Linked DNA regions of Homo sapiens: region 2 is linked to region 1. A link is an interaction called in ENCODE POLR2A ChIA-PET data of the cell type or tissue named here. Cell type or tissue: PC-3. All regions are shown on one strand.

What was found. ChIA-PET counts read pairs that join two places held together with the same protein. Peaks named below come from ENCODE experiments on the same cell type or tissue, not always from the same donor. Only the 100,000 strongest peaks of a DNase experiment are listed, where the experiment ranks them.
Region 2: POLR2A ChIA-PET joins it to region 1 with 7 read pairs; 2 of 35 experiments call an interaction of 5 or more read pairs at or near these places.

What each region holds. Positions count from the first base shown.
Region 1 is chr17:66,861,802-66,864,301 of GRCh38, forward strand. All of the region lies in intron 1 of CACNG5 (calcium voltage-gated channel auxiliary subunit gamma 5), which reads left to right. Among named protein-coding and RNA genes, the nearest start is that of CACNG5, 28 kb to the left of the region's middle. In PC-3, no CTCF peak of the experiment used is centred here; no DNase peak of the experiment used is centred here; H3K27me3 peaks cover 1,964 bases.
Region 2 is chr17:66,956,531-66,959,030 of GRCh38, forward strand. No RefSeq gene overlaps it. Among named protein-coding and RNA genes, the nearest start is that of CACNG4, 6.9 kb to the right of the region's middle. In PC-3, no CTCF peak of the experiment used is centred here; a DNase peak (open chromatin) is centred at 1,561; H3K4me3 peaks cover 901 bases.

The sequences.
Region 1 (2,500 bases):
CAGGCTCCTAATTGCCAACAGTTAAGACTTAATGTCACCGAATTATGAAGTTTGCCACCCCCGTTGCCACTATGTTTAAGTGGAATCTAAGGAAGAAGAAAGCATGCAATCCTGCCTTTTCTAAAGGGTGTTTTGCTTTCTGCAAATGCTGAAAAATAAAAATCAATTTCTGGTGTGGGAGTTGGGTGGTGGCTCCCTTCATCTTGGGGCTGGTCTTTGGGCTGGAGTGTTTCTCCTGCTGCTGAGGTCCCTGGTATGCCCTATGGCCGAGTTGTGACTTGGCATGGCAGAGAGTTGGGTTGTATCTGCAGGGCATGGCTGATGGTGGGTCCGGGAGTGATTCGAGTCATTAATTGGAGGAGCAGAAAGCCCCAAGAAGCAGAAATATTTGCTCAAGAACTCATCTCTATGTTGTTGGAAAAAGGCAGAATTTTTTAAATGTATGGATTAAATGGAAGAGAAAGATGGTCTCTATCTCTTCATAGGTACAGGTGTTGGGGAGACGTGAATAGGGTCTGTGCTTGGGGGCTACACACGCCCAGCTATGAATCCAATCCAGCTTGTGTCACTTACAAGTGTCACAATCCAGCTTGTGTCACTTACAAGCTGCCTTAGAGAGCTCTCTGTCTCTCTGTATATGTGTGTGTGTGTGCACATAGGCACATGTGTGTATGCGAAAGTGCACATACATAAACACATATATATAATATATAAAATGCTTATGTAGTATATATGATTACTTTTTTACCCAAGAATATCACACTTCCCACATTGAGCATATGGAACTTCGTCATATGTAATAGTTACAGAATATTCCATTATATGGTTGAATCCTAATTTATTTAACGAGCATCGCCCGCCCCCCTCCCCAGCATTGGTCATTGAAGCAGCAGAGATATGCTTCCACATGCATCTTAGCATGATTTTCTCAATATAGCCGTAAAGTACATTCATAGCTATGGAATTACTAGGTCATAGAATAATTACATGTTTAATTTTGGTGGATTCCACCAAATAGATATGTACACTCACTCCTACCAAGAGTATATGAGAGTGCTGCATCTTACAACCTTGTCTGCCAGCATATTCTCTGTGTGTGTGTGTGTGTGTGTGTGTGTGTGTGTGTGTGTGTGTGTGTCTCAGTCTCAGAAGGGGTTTACCAGTTCTACAGGTGGATATTGTATGTTTGTTTTTTATTCATTAATTTCTGCTGTCTTATTATTTCTTTTCTCCTATTATGGGGTTTATTTGCATTCTTTTTCCACTTTCTTGGGCTAGGTACTTAGATGGTTTACTTCTAGCCCTTCTTTTTTTTCTAATATATGCTCTTAAGGTTATGATTTTCCTTCTAAGCTAACTTTGCTTTACCCAACAAGTTTTGATAAGTTATGTGTCTATCATTATTCAGTTCAACAGACAAAGAGAACATCTTAAATTTAGTCAGAGAACAAAAGGCACATTAACTTCAAAGTAATTCTACATATAGTTCAAACCCACAAGATAATATTATTATTCCTTTTTTCCGTTTCACACTCACTGTTTTTTTTTGTTATTGTTGTTGTTGCTGTTGTTGTTGTTGTTTTCAGATGGAGTCTCACTTTGTCACCCAGGCTGGAGTGCAGTGGTACCATCTTGGCTCACTGCAACCTCCGCCTCCTGGGTTCAAGCAATTCTCCTACCTCAGCCTCCCAGATAGCTGGGAATACAAGCATGCACCACCACGCCCAGCTAATTTTTGTATTTTTAGTAGAGTCAAGGTTTCACCATGTTGACCAGGCTGGTCTCAAACTCCTGACCTCAGGTGATCTGCCCACCTCATCCTCCCAAAGTGCTGGGATTACAGGCATGAGCCACCATCTCTGGCCTACACTCACTATTTATTGAGATTTATACACATAATCCTCTTTTCATTGCTTCTCTTCTCTTCTGCATTTCTATGCTTCAATGCTGATCATTCTGCCTGAAGAATCTGTTTAGTAATTTTTTTGATTCAAGTCTGCTGATAACAACTTTCCTCAATTTTTGTTTGTCTGAAAATATTTCTATGTTGCCTTCAATGTTGAGGGATATTTTTACTGGACAGGACATTCTAAGTGGACGATTACTTTCTTTAAGCATATTAAAGGTGTTTTCATGTTATGTTCTGGCATTCATCATTCCTGTGTCTGATGTTTTCATGCCTCTTGATATGTCCGGTAACTTTTGATTGAATGCTAGACATCTGTGTGGAACACAATAGAAGTTTTGGCATTGTCATCTTCCCCAAGGTAGGATTCACTTTTGCTGTTAGAATCCTACCTTGGGGAATCTGTTAGATATCCTGTTAGAATCCTGTTGGCAATCTGTTAGATAGGAGAAGGTTGCCTATATCCAGTCATGAATTGAGCTGATTTGAAGATGAGTTTCAGTCTTTGTGAAGGCGGATCTATTACTTGCTCACCTAGAGTAGGAGCCTTCCCAGACCCCCATTTGAAAGATTGAGCTATTTACCAGACCTGTC
Region 2 (2,500 bases), 95 kb after region 1:
TCAGCCACCCAAGTAGCTGAGACTACAGGTGCCTGCCACCACGCTGGGCTATTTTTTTTGTATTTTTTTTTTTTTTTTTGAGACGGAGTCTCGCTCTGTCGCCCAGGCCGGACTGCGGACTGCAGTGGCGCAATCTCGGCTCACTGCAAGCTCCGCTTCCCGGGTTCACGCCATTCTCCTGCCTCAGCCTCCCGAGTAGCTGGGACTACAGGCGCCTGCCACCGCGCCCGGCTAATTTTTTCTAATTTTTTGTATTTTTAGTAGACAGGGTTTCAGCGTGTTGGAATTATTTTATAATAATTCGAGGCTGGTCTCGAACTCCTGACCTCAGGTGATCCACCCGCCTCGGCCTCCCAAAGTGTTGGGATTACAGGCGTGAGCCACCGTGCCCAACCAGCAAAAATTTCAATAATGTCTTCATCCCCAAGAAGACCCACATAGGTTCCAAGGAGACAATATGAACCAATAGGGAGGGCTCTGCTAAAAGGGGAAAAAAAACAACAACAGTATTTCTGGATTAGATAAATTAATGGGTCTGTATTACGAAGGGTGCTGGAGTCCAGTGACATCAGTGGTTGTTGGCAGTTGAGGATAAGCAGTAGCTTCAACTTAGTTGTCAGGGAGTATTAACGAGCAACATAATAAAAGTTATTGTTTATTTAGTAAGTATTTAAATCAAAATTATAAGCACAGGTTCTGTATACAGATCGCAGAGGTTTAAAATCAGGCAACGCTTGGCAAGCAATTTACCTTCTCCATGCCTTCGTTACCTTTTGGTAAAATGAGGTCGATAACAGTATCTATCTCAAAGTATTTTGGAAAAAATCAAATAAGTTAATGTATGGCCAAGCACGTCGAATAGAGCATGATACACACAAAGAGCTCAGTAACCATCAGCTATTAGCATTTTTGTGTGAATGTTTTCCCTGGGCTTACTGACTCTGCATGATAACCAACGCAATGAGGCCAGTGTTTGGTTTCCCGTCTTACTGGGGCCCAGAGAGGTTCAGCCACTAGTCCTAGGCCACACAGCTGCAAATGACAACGCAGAAGTGGAAACGCAGGTCAGCCTGAATCTGATGACCTTTCCTTTCTACCTCATCAAAAGGCTTTGGAGATAAAAGCAACGAAGACCCAGCAGCTCTTCTGTGACAAGCAGGAATCACGGACATAGGAGGCAGAGGGCAGGGAGTCAATTGATAGCCTCAATCCAGAAAGATGTCTGCAGTATAGAGCAAGCCTTCCCACCCAGTAGCAAGCAGAGCTCCAGGAGGGCTGAGACCAACCCACCCCCGACCCCCTAGCAGCCAGGTGAGAGCCCAGGGAGGCTGGAGATGAAAAGGAAGGTGTGGTTCTGAAGGCGAAGGTACCTGAACCTCCATGGAACCAAACCTTTCATTCAGCAACCAAGCCCTTAGCAGAGTTGCACATAAAACGCGCCCTCTTCTTCCAGCCCCTGCACCAGGCTGTTATATTTTAGGAATTAAAAGCTCCGCTCTGGTAAAAGCACAAATGACACATGTTTGCTGAAGAATGTGCTGTCACTGACCATCCTCCCCGCCCCCTCCCGCACCTGTTTTCAAACGTTTCAGCCTCTGAGTGCAGACGATAGCCTCCTCGGGGTTCTTCTCAACCCTTTGAGAGTCTGCTCAGTTTCAGAGGCCAGCTGTGGACAAAGGAACCTCTCGGCCTGTTTGTCCTGTAGAGTGTTTTGAAAAGAATGTTCTCAGAATAACCAGCTGATGCTAAAGCGTGCTGGGCCGGAAGCTTTGGCCAAGCCAGGCCGTTAATATCAACATGCTCATCAACCGGGCTAGTTCCAGAACAGATTCTAGCAAGAGAGGCCGCCTGCAGGGCACAGTCCATACTGGGATCCGGTTTGCAAACACACAGGTCTGGCTAAGCCCACACGGACTTCACTCACAGTTCACTGTGTTGTTTACTGTTTAAGGGTACTGGGTTTTTCTGCCATCACAGTAAATGGAAAATGCCCAGGAGAGGGTAGCAGCCAGAGGCCAGAGGCATCTCAGAGGGGCCACTGGGTACCTGGGTCAGGGGCTGGCCCTCCGCCCTCCACTCTGGCCAGCATTAGGGCAGGTGCTGGGGGTAATAGCCAGGAGGGAGGAAGAGAAGGGTGGGCTCCCAAGGCTGGTAGCTTCTAGAACCTGCCTGCCATCAGCCCAGCTCACTCCTATCTGCCCAGGAAATGGGGAGCCTTCTCCAAACCCCAAACTCCAGACCCACTGCCAACAGCTTAAAAAGCACAGCTGTTTCCTAACCTCTCCACCCTCATGTGAATTTTATTATTATTATTATTATTTTTAGATGGAGTCCCGCTCTGTTGCCCAGGCTGGAGTGCAGTGGTGTGATCTCGGCTCACTGCAACCTCCACCTCCTGGGTTCAAGTGATTCTCCTGCCTCAGCCTCCTGAGTAGCTGGGATTACAGGCGCCTCCCTCCCCCTCACCTAACCATACCTGGTTAACTTTTTTGTATTTGTA